4 separate regions of the Homo sapiens genome follow, and regions 2, 3 and 4 are each linked to region 1. A link is a contact called in ENCODE Hi-C or POLR2A ChIA-PET data. All regions are on one chromosome and are shown on one strand. Each heading gives the region's core, a stretch centred on a gene start or an enhancer-like site at or near the end of the contact. The rest is flanking DNA. Distances are from core to core; before and after follow the strand shown. Region 1 holds the start of URB1-AS1 (URB1 antisense RNA 1 (head to head)). Region 2 holds the start of ATP5PO (ATP synthase peripheral stalk subunit OSCP). Region 3 holds the start of DONSON (DNA replication fork stabilization factor DONSON). Region 4 holds the start of DNAJC28 (DnaJ heat shock protein family (Hsp40) member C28).

The links. A loop is a pair of places that touch in the nucleus more often than their neighbours do. ChIA-PET counts read pairs that join two places held with the same protein, here RNA polymerase II (POLR2A). Pooled maps may share reads with other maps.
Region 2: a map of B cell shows a loop between it and region 1 (12-fold over the local background). The contact joins the promoter of ATP5PO here to the promoter of URB1-AS1 in region 1. A Hi-C loop is called at or near these places in 1 of 168 maps with a recorded cell type or tissue (B cell) and 7 of 50 pooled maps. POLR2A ChIA-PET finds 5 or more read pairs at or near these places in 1 of 52 experiments (OCI-LY7).
Region 3: a map of naive thymus-derived CD4-positive, alpha-beta T cell shows a loop between it and region 1 (9-fold over the local background). The contact joins the promoter of DONSON here to the promoter of URB1-AS1 in region 1. A Hi-C loop is called at or near these places in 1 of 168 maps with a recorded cell type or tissue (naive thymus-derived CD4-positive, alpha-beta T cell) and 8 of 50 pooled maps. POLR2A ChIA-PET finds 5 or more read pairs at or near these places in 1 of 52 experiments (OCI-LY7).
Region 4: a map of CD8-positive, alpha-beta T cell shows a loop between it and region 1 (6-fold over the local background). The contact joins the promoter of DNAJC28 here to the promoter of URB1-AS1 in region 1. A Hi-C loop is called at or near these places in 2 of 168 maps with a recorded cell type or tissue (CD4-positive, alpha-beta T cell and CD8-positive, alpha-beta T cell) and 8 of 50 pooled maps.

The regions. Positions count from the first base shown.
Region 1 is chr21:32,391,835-32,394,435 of GRCh38, forward strand. It overlaps URB1-AS1 (URB1 antisense RNA 1 (head to head)), which reads left to right and starts at 1,299. Exons shown (of 1, transcript NR_026845.1): 1 at 1,299-2,126. URB1 (URB1 ribosome biogenesis factor) reads right to left here and starts at 1,178. Exons shown (of 39, transcript NM_014825.3): 1 at 935-1,178. The coding sequence starts at 1,076. RefSeq lists enhancers at 444-1,226, 1,086-1,380, 1,227-2,008, 1,531-1,780.
Region 2 is chr21:33,914,554-33,917,154 of GRCh38, forward strand. It overlaps ATP5PO (ATP synthase peripheral stalk subunit OSCP), which reads right to left and starts at 1,251. Exons shown (of 7, transcript NM_001697.3): 1 at 1,175-1,251. The coding sequence starts at 1,210. RefSeq lists enhancers at 1-308, 823-1,432.
Region 3 is chr21:33,587,363-33,589,963 of GRCh38, forward strand. It overlaps DONSON (DNA replication fork stabilization factor DONSON), which reads right to left and starts at 1,322. Exons shown (of 10, transcript NM_017613.4): 1 at 959-1,322; 2 at 160-240. The coding sequence starts at 1,279. CRYZL1 (crystallin zeta like 1) reads right to left here. Exons shown (of 13, transcript NM_145858.3): 13 at 1,979-2,559. The coding sequence ends at 2,460. RefSeq lists a silencer at 863-1,552 and an enhancer at 1,011-1,510.
Region 4 is chr21:33,490,398-33,492,998 of GRCh38, forward strand. It overlaps DNAJC28 (DnaJ heat shock protein family (Hsp40) member C28), which reads right to left and starts at 1,319. Exons shown (of 2, transcript NM_001040192.3): 1 at 1,205-1,319.

The sequences.
Region 1 (2,601 bases), core at 49-2,548:
AGATTCCATCTCTACAAAAAGTAAAAAAAAAAAAAAAAACATAGCTGGGCATGGTGTTGTGCACCTACAATCTCAGCTACTTGGGAGGCTGAGGTGGGAGGACAGCTTAAGCCCAGAAGTTCAAGGCTGCAGTGAGCTATGATAGTGCCACTGCACTTCAGCCTGGGCAACAGAGCAAGACCCTGTCGTTTAAAAAAAAAAATGAGGACAAAAATTGGAAGTTGAAGATATTTTGGCCATTAATTTAATCGTTTATTTAACCTGGGAGAAAAACTGCCACTGTTTTATTTTAGAGCAATGCTTCCACATGGCAACACGTTCAATTGCGTTTTTCCCAAACCATGTTACTTTCCAAACGATTACAAGTAGTCGCGAAGGGTGGTCACACTTTACAAAAAGTGTAATTAAATTATAGAGTCGGCTACATCTCAGTCACTGGCCCATTCCTGGTCAACTGACAAGTAGCTGTGGTGGCTTCTAGTAGCTTGTTACAAGTCATCAAGTCAGTATGAGTGTTGGGGGATGGAAGCTATTGAAAACGGTGCTGACGGCCCAAGGAGTAGCAAACTGTCTCATGAACCGTCCTGAGCCGACTCAGTAAGGACTCAATAGAGAAGGACACTTCATTTACTTCCCTGACAACTGCAATAAAGAGGTTTTAGAGCTCGCTGAGGGATGCTGCCTGGGCAAGGGAAATAAATGTGTTGTAACATGAAACGGTCCCAATCAAGCAAGTCGGGGCCCTCTCGCTGTCGCCGACAGTCCAGAGCAAGGAAGTACACAGCAGTCCTGAACCTCAGTTTTCTGCAAACCAGAGGCTTGCCACTGAGCCTATGTGACCCGAAAGCTGCAGAAAGGAGAGGCTGTGCCCGGCACACGGAGGCCGCCTCGCCAGCCTGTGCTCCCGACCCTGCGCCTGCCGCCCCGGACTCACCTGGCCCGGGGCCCTGCGGGTCCTTCAGCTGAGCCTTGAACCGCACGCCCGTGAGCTCTTCTTTGCGGGCGCGCTTGGCTGCACCCGCGGAGGAAGCCGCGCCGTCCTGGCCGCCCGAGGCCTTCCTCTTGGGGACCCCCATGGCCGAGAGGGCGGAAGCGCGACGGAAACGACACACCTGAGGGGACCCGGCAGGAGCACTGGCACAGACAGCAGACACGCGCTTCAGGCCCACATGGCGCAGGAAGAGGCGGGGCTGGCGGAAGAGGCGGGGCTGGCGGAAGAGGCGGGGCTCGGGGAAAGGCCGGCGGAAGGGGCCGACCCGCGCGAGGCTGGGACCGGCGGAAGGGGCGTGGCCTGCAGAAGGGGCGGGGCGATAGGGATCCAGAGTCTTGGGGATCCAGAGTCTTGGGGCTCCATGTGAGTTTGCTGTACCGGTTGTCCCGGTCACGGCATGGGGCGAGCGGACACTCCACGACACCCCCCGCCCCCGGCTGCAGGGTTTGGGGTCCACCGGGGCGCATTTCTGATCCCAGTGGCTCTTCGGGTGCTCTTGGCCGGAAGAACTCCCAGACCTTTCACTCCTGGCCTGGCCGATCCACGAAGACTCGGGCCCCGGCGCGTCCAAGCAGCACAATGAGTAGTTCTTGACCCGAGGTCGCCCTGAAGGTGTCGCATGAAGAGCTTGCTTCACACACAACAGGATTCGATACTTTGCCAATTCAAGGCCCTGGTGGCTGGCCGGGAAGGTGGATTCGCCTTGGCTAGGTGCCAGGCAGGTCCGCCTGTGCGGGTGCCCCTGACTTCGACCCCTAGCTTATGTCACAGCCCGAACCAGATCGACTGGTCTGGTAGCAGCCTGTCACTCCAGACTGTCCTCCACCCCAGACTTCCGCAAACTGATGGGCTCTTTGCGCCGTGCAGGGTGGGAGGAGAAGACCAAACGAAGTAACGTCTGTAAAACCCCTTCCTGGACAGCGTAAGGCCTCCACATCTAAGTTCCTGTCATTAAAATGGAGACAGCAAAGCCGACCCTATCCAGTCCTTGGGACTGTTATGAACAGAAAATGATGCAATGTATGAAAAACTGCTTTGAGGAGAAAAACAACACAGTGTGTTTTTGGAAGATGTGATTGATTTGTAAACCGCATTAAATGCTCTGAAATAAAATGAAAGTAAAAATAAGTAAAAACAGGCTGGTACATATTTTAATACGACTTCATCGATACTTAGGTATGTGTCCAAATAAATCATGAACCAGCGCATTAGATAAGTAACTTGGTGATTACTGAAATTCTCCATCAGGTTGTCCTCTAGTCTAAGAAAATTGTGTTTCATATTCTGTAAGCAGATGTGTTTTGAACATCTGAGGATGTGGGCTTTTGTGGCCTGTTGGGGTCTCAGAGTTTCTAGTAGAAAAAGCACGTGTGTTGACGCTGAGCCTCTGTCCCGACAAGATGATTGTGCCTGTGGAGATGTCTATGTTGTAGGCAGGTCAGAGAGAGGGTGTCACCCCTAGCAGATATGAGCTAATGCAGCAATGTTAAGAGAGGGGAATATGCTCAAAAAGTCATCTGTAAAAGGCAACACTCATTAGTGAATACAGACTTAATTCTGACTGATTATCCACACTGGTCCTCTTCTTTGGTTAATCGCTAACCACCAAC
Region 2 (2,601 bases), core at 1-2,500, 1.5 Mb after region 1:
CATTTAACTCAATAACAACAAAAAATTTTAAATAACCTTAAAATCATTACTTTTGTCTCTTTGTATATTCACATATTACATGAGGGTGAGCTACTTACTATTACTAAGGGGTAAACTTACCCAATGAGGATTATGCCAAGTTGCTTGGGAAATCACCTTCCCACGAACCTCCTAGTTTGCTAGGAATGGACCGAGGCTAGCATACCCGTAAGACAGAAAAACACTAACTTCCAAGGAGTGCATGTTTCAAAAATATTTAACCAAAATTTTGGCGTTTCTATTAACAGACCCTTGAGCAGATCATTTGCAACAGACGTACCCTCCTCGGAATGCAAATGCTATCTGAAAATAAAGATGAATTTTTTGAGTACTGCCGCAGAGTTTGATCTGACAAGAAGCCTTAGTTCTGAGAGACACTATCCTGCCCATCAAAAGACAGAGCTGGAATACACAGTTTAAAAATCACCTGCAAGCGCACAGGTCACAGATCACAGGTCACCTTCAAATACTCCAGCTATGGAACGTGTTTTATCAAAACTGCTTGTGAGGATTAAGACTTTTTAATGCTTATGAAAAAATTACCTAAGATGCCAGGAAGGGGTCATGATATGTAAAGCACCATGGTGAGATGCAGCACAAACAGCATAACATTTTTTCAAACTCGATCTTCTGGGTGATTCCGTGGGTTCAAATCTCAATTCTACCACTTACTGACTGAGCAGCCAAAGACTCATTTAAACTTTTCGGCCTCATTTTATTTATAAAACTGTGAAATGTGTTTTACAAATATTCCTTAGCATTACTAGTAAGTGATCTCTGACAGGTTTTACCACAATGGCAAAGGAAGCTGATTTGGGGGCTAGTCCATGCCCCTTCCCCGGAATTCAGCGAAGGGCAGACCCCCTCTCCTGCGCCCCTCAGGCTAGCAGCTTCCAGGGGCTGTGCTCGGAAGACGCCAAGGTTACGGCACGCGCAGCCCCGCGCCTACTGCCCCGTAGGCATCCCGGGGGACAAACGCTGGGTCGTCCTGAGTCGCTCCCACTCGCCAGGTCCCATAACCTTGAAGACTGCCAGACTTCCCCAGCCGAAGCATCGCACCCTGGTGCTCGAGGTTTGGTACCGGTCATCCCAGGAGGGATCCTCCCACTGGCTCTCAGGACCACCTTTCTCTCACCTGCCGGGAGAGCCCGGACACTGCTGGGGCAGCCATCTTCTCCCGGGCGGCTGTAGGTCAAACCCGAGTGGGAAGAGAGAAACGCGCAAGGGCGCACGCGCGCGTTGGCGTAACCGCTAGGTTCTCTGGGAAGTGTAGGCGTAGGGCGTCAGGCCGCAGGCGCAGAGACCTCCCTCGGGCTGGGAGTTGTAGTTCTTAGCAGTGGTAAGGGCTGGACCCTCGGGGTGGAGCCACAGGGCTTCGACTGCATCTGAAAATGAAGTCATTGTTACTGGCCAAGCGGCGCTCACTGTAGAATGGATTTGCTGTCCCCAGTTTTAAAATTTACATTTAGATAAATATGGTGGCATTTGTTCCATTTCACAGTTATTACCAGCGTCACTGGCTTCTTTACACTTCCTTCCCAGCATGCTAAAGCCTGCATCAATGGCTTTTTCTCACGTTGCATACAAAGACAAAACCAAAACAAAACAAAAAGCCCCCAGGAGCCTTGCAGCTCCAGGAGCGGACACCACGTCTCTCTTACCTGGGCCATGACTACCCATTGTTAAATAAAGAATTATTCAGTGATGCTTATTAAAGCATGATAAGGAAGACTTTATTCAGGACCATAGCGATGGGTATAGGACCAGTGCAACAGGGTCTGGGAGTGGGCAGAGAGATTGGGCTCAACTCCGAAAGCAGAATGGGCAAATGGGAATTTATGGCCAAGGAGCAGTGCGGGGGTCAGTGGATAGAAAATTACTTAGAGGAAACTGGGGTAAGAGGGATTCTGGCTAAAATGACCTAGAGGAATCTTGTAGAAGACAGGCCAGGGTGATCAGACATCACCTGGGGGATGGTGAAGGATGAAGACCCTGATCAGATATCAAAGATGATCGGTTGTCGAAGATTGGGGGTTCTGGCTAAACTGACTTAGCAGTTTTGCTAAAACTGGACTTTACAAGGAGGTGCATAGATAGGACTACGAGAAGGTTCAGAAGTCTCACTAAAGTTTGGCCAAGCAAAAGCAAAGAATCCCTGTGGCCCTCCATTCCCCTCCCCTCTCCCCCATCTCACCTGAGTATAGAACTGAGCTGTTGGTTTGTGAGGGCATATGGGATTCTGGTACCTAGATTCTTGATTCTGGCTAGGGCAGAGTGGCTATCTGAGCATCAGGCCTAAAATAGGAGAACCCGGGTTTGAGCAAATTTGATATTGAAACTGAGAACTGGGTACTAGCCTTGGATATAGTTTGTCTGCATCCATAAAAACAACCTATCTTCAACCCATTCTCTCTAAATAGAACTTGGTCGAATTTTCTCCTCTGTCAGAGAAGAGACTGGCTGGCAGAGCAAGGGTCAGTATTCCTGGTTGTAATAGTGGGGGTTCTGTAATCAACTTAAAAGAAAAATTCTCTGCTCAGATTTATTATAGAAACACGTTAA
Region 3 (2,601 bases), core at 72-2,571, 1.2 Mb after region 1:
ATTTTCATCCCTGGTTGAGATGATCAAGCCTCTCTGTAAAACTACTTTCCAAGCAAAATGCTTCTGAGAAGTATAAATGTATTTTTAAAAATAGGCTCAAATCCTATGAAAAAAAAGTTTATACAAATACACATTCTAATGATATTTAAAAAGTATTACCTGAGGTAATTCAGTAACAGTTGTTCTTTCAGGAAACTTCTCTTCCCATAGCAAATCATTTTCTTGATTAGAATCTAAAAACTGAGGTTAAATATATTCTCCTTTAAAATTTAAAGGATGCTGAAGTTTGCGTTAAATATGTACAGAGCCTCACCTGGCATACATGTTTCTCAATAAACGCAAGTACACCTAAATTCAGAGGCACCCCATCCAATCTATGAGTTTCAACACTTCAGTTTTGTGTCTGAACTTTAGTATCAAAATTGAGGGGAACAGGGACCGGCGTTTCAAACCGAAAGATCCAAAAGGCTTTGGGTAAGACAGATGCTAGTGAATTCTGACCCCACGAATCCTCGACATTCCCCCATCTCCAGAATAATTTGGAGTGCGTGAGAGAAGGGAGGCCCTAAATCACGGGGGAAGCAGGGCTTGTCACCTGCCCCATCGAACAGCGTCCTTGCAAGATGGGGGCTCTCAGGGTTTTTCGAGCTCTTTTCCAAGTCACCTCTAAGTCCTCTCCAAGGGGCTCCTCGCTGCCCTCTGGGGCCCCCTCACTTTCCTCGGGAACGCGTCCCGTGAGCACAGCCCGCAGCGGGGTAGCCAGGGGAGCGCTCTTCCCACAAACCCGGCCTTGCCAGAATCGCGGCTCCCAGGGCGGGGTACCCTAAGGCCACGGGCGGCCGAAGTCTTCGCGCCCATTTCCTTGCCTCGAACGCGAGGACTTTCCATCCCCCATTCACAGCTGGCTCAACCCACGAAAGACAAGAGCCCCTTGGCGGCCAGGCTACAAGACACTCACCGGGACCGGGGCCTCCGGCTGCTCGCGGGCCGGCCCGTCGGGGGGCTCCGCGGCGACCCGCGGTCGGTTGTCCAGGCGGGCGAAGGGGTTCCTCCGAGCAGCGGCCGGGCCGCCGCCGCTGCCACCGCCTCTGCCCCCCGCAGCAGGGAAAGGGCGAAGAGGCAGCCCCGCCACCAGGGCGGCTCGGCGGGCCGCCGGCTCCGTCAGCTCACGGGGCGGGGAGGCGGCAGCTCCACGGCTCCGGGCCCTTTTCCGTCGGAGCCGCACTACCTCGGGCGGCTTTCGGAAGCCCGGTGAGTAGCCGGGCACCGAAAGGGCCATGACGCGCGGCGGCTGAGGGTAGCCGGCCGCCCTACAGAGACTTCCCGCGCGCGCCGGGCCCGCCCCTGACGTGGCGCCTCGCCGAGCTCCCGCCCCCGACGCGGCCCCGCCTCCGCCCCCGCCGGTTCCGAGCGGAGCATGCGCAGTGGGCAGCCCGCGAGACGCAGCCCGCAGCGGCGATCCCGGGTGGCCGTCAACGCCCACTGTCCCAGCGGTGACCCTGCCCTGGCGCTTCTGCCAGGTCCTCGGCCAGAGTCCAGTCGCCAGGTTCAGCGACGCTTCTGGAAAGTATGCGATCCAGGGCGCTGATGTGCACTACCCTGTGGGGCACCGAAATAGCTTAACTCTATTTAAGCCCGCAGCAGGGATGTGATCAGCCCGGGGTTTGGCGCCTGGATGAAAAGGAAACAAACTTGAGCTGCGGCGATGGGCTGCTGCTTCCATAAACTTAAGAGAGGGCAGTGGCTACTGCTCTCAAGAGGCGAGGAGAGGGGACTAGGCCACCTTCCTCAACCCCCAGAGAACTCAGATAAGACGTCAGCACGCTTCCTATGCCAGCGCAGCCTACCGACATCCCTCCCTTCCCCGTTCCCAGTGCCTGGTCATCTCAGACTTCCAGGCAGCTGCCACTGGCAAGTTAATGGGATCTTCTTTGATCCTGGGGAAAGCCGGAGTGAATGAATAGTTGAAAACACAAAATTTAAGTGCCTATGGGCTAAGTCTTTTAAGACTTCAAAATATACTCAAATGCTTAAATTATGACAGCAAAGACTTAAGGAAGGTGTTGAGAACGGAGTTGATACAAAATTAATACGTTACTTTGATAGCTTAGCAAAGGCCTGCAACAGCTTTTATCAAGAGTAGTGTGACTTTTGCTGAAAGCAGCAGTTTTCTTCATGGAAGGAATTTTATAGCAGGGGCAAAATATATAGAAACAATGAAAAGGTTTTTAGAAAAATTCCCTTAAGATGTTAATTATAGAATTATCTTGATCATTTGCACAAGAATTTTTCAAACACTTTTCAAATGTGTCAACTGAGCATCTTGTCTTAGCAGAGAAACGTGCTTAAAAATGCAACTTGTTTTATCTTCCTTGGTTTTTCTCAACAATTTCCAAAGAAAATTCTGGCTTCAAATACTGGAATATGTTCATCCGACTGAGGTCTGAGAAAGAAGAAAATTAAAATTGAACAACTTGCTTTTTTCTTCCTTGATTTTTCTGAACAGCTTCCATGGAAACTTTTGCCTCATACAGTGGAATGGGTTCATCCAACTGAGGTCTGAGAAGGAATGAAATTAGAAATGTCAGGTCTAGTTAAAGA
Region 4 (2,601 bases), core at 69-2,568, 1.1 Mb after region 1:
CACCCAGCCCCACCAGCTGCATTCTTATAGCTATATTTCACTGATGTGGGCAGAAAAGTGGAAGCTGATGAAGTTTAGTGTTAACATATTGTGGGGCCAGGCACGGTGGCACACGCCTGTAATCCCAGTACTTTAGGAGGCCGAGGTGGGTGGATCACCTGAGGTCAGGAGTTCGAGATCAGCCTGGCTAACATGGCAAAACCCTGTCTCTACTAAAAATACAAAAATTAACTGGAGGTTGCAGTCCCAGCTACTCGGGAGGCTGAGGCAAGAGAATCGCTTGAACCCGGGAGGTGGAGGTTGCAGTGAACCGAGATCGTGCCACTGCACTCCAGCCTGGGCAACAGAGTGAGACTCTGTCTCAAAAAAATATAGATAGATAGAATCTGGATTCTACCCCTCACTAACTAACCGTATATTTTACAAGTGGAAAGTTCTTAGAGATCATCTAATCCAATCTTCTCATTTAATGAGAAAACGTAGGTCCGGAAGGTTAAGCAATTTAACCAAGTCCCATAACAAGGTGTAAGCAAAATGGTTAGGGGTGGGCACAGTAAAAAAGGAGGCTTGCTTAACTGTCTATACCTCCAGCCGATTATAAACTGCACGAGAGTCTGCATCATCTCAAGAAGTCTTCTCATAAGACGACTTATGGACAAGGTACGTACCTGGTCTGATACTGGATTGAATAGAATCAAGTGTCCAAAAGACTTTAAGCTCCACAGCTCGCTAGGAAGGAGCTATCTGCCAGAGGCCAGAAAAACCATGATGAATTGTGAGGCCTCCCAACACGTTTGCTGCTATTGCAATAACATGGTCTCGAAGAGGAGGAAGACTTGTACACTGACAATGGCCAAAAAATACTGGAAGTGGCTTAATTGGAATTGGGATATATAAACGCTAAAACGGAGCTCCTGAGACCCCCTATTTTCTAGGCAATCGGTGCCAACGGTCTGGGAGCCGGCTGCGAAGGTGGTTATCATGGCAAGGGAGGTCGGTCCTGCCCCGCCCCCTCCTCACCTGCGCAGACCTGGGGTAGGGGTTCCGCGGCTCCCGCCCCCCTGCCGCGCCTCTGCGCATGCGTGCGCGGTCCGCCCTTCACTGCGGGTGTCCCTCCCACCGCCTCCAGCTGGTGCCTCCGCCGGGCTAGACCATTTGCCACTTTACACTGAGGGGCTCGGGGGTACGGAAGGCAGAATCGTACCTGATTGGGACAGGTGACCTTACCAGGAAAACGGACAATCTTCCGCCAAACGAACTTTACCCCGGAGGACCCAGGCAGGGCACCTCGGGAGCCTTCGTCCCGACCGGGGACCACCAGCTCCACCTCCGTCCCCGCCCCGAGCGGAGGTGGTCCGGCCGATTGGGATTGTGGGAGATGTAGTTCGCTAGAAGGGGCGATGTGCGCCTGCGCCTCTCGGGAGGGACTTAGGGGGCGTCGAAAATGATGTAAAGACCGAGTTGGCGGCGTGGGGAGTTGTGGCTCGGAGGGCGAGGGTAACTTTCTGGGGGCAGGGGAAGGCAAGGCTGTTTCCCCGGAACGGGACCGGAACAGGTTTATTCGGGGTCACAGAAGGAGTCACCTGCGCAGATACATGAGGCTTAAAACCTGCCCTTTTATTAATTCAAGTACTGTTGAGGGGCTGGCGACAGGCCAGAGGACAAAATCAAAATAGGGATCTTCTGGCTTGGAGTTCAACCACTGACGTGGGGACTGAGCATTTCCCCTCTCTGTACAGGAAGCAAGTTTTTTAACAAGGAAAAAGAAAAAGGATAAAAAGAAAAAGGCAGAGGCTTGGGAGTTTTCAGATCTGGGTTGAAAATCCTGTTTCTTCTGCTTGCACCTTAGGCAAGATACCTGCAAAATGAGAGTTGCAATAAATAGTAAACTATAGTAAATAGTATGCCATTGTGCTAAGTGCTTTATGTATATTCTCATTTACTTTTTTTTTTTTTTTTTTGAGACAGAGTCTCGCTCTGTCGCCCAGGCTGGAGTGTGGTGGCGCGATCTCGGCTCGCTGCAACCTCCACCTCCCGGGTTTAAGCTATTCTCCTGCCTCAGCCTCCCGAGTAGCTGGAATTACAGGCGCGCACCACCATGCCCAGCTAATTTTTTTGTATTTTTAGTGGAGACCAGGTTTCACCATGTTGGCCAGGCTGGTCTCGAACCCCTGAGCTAAGGTGATCTGCCTGCCTCGGCCTTTCAAAGTGCTGGGATTACAGGCATTCATTTAATCTTTACAACAGCCCTCTGAGATAAATGCTGTTATTTTCCCTATTTTACATATAATGAAATAATAATTGTATCAACTTCATTGACTTTTTTAGGGGGAGAATTACACAATGTATGTAAACCACTTGGCACTGTGCCTCGCACATTAAGCAATATTTTTTGTTATGACTGTGTCTCCTAAAAGGAGCCAGAAATAGGTATTAGCCTCCTCAGCTTCTACATCATAAACATTAGAATCATTTATTGCCATCTATGTAGGAACACAGAAAAAGATACAGTATAAACTCTGATTCTGAGGGCTTTAGTTATAAGCAAACAATCAACAAAATAACTCATGTGAAAGAAAATAGGATTTCTGGCCGGGCGCG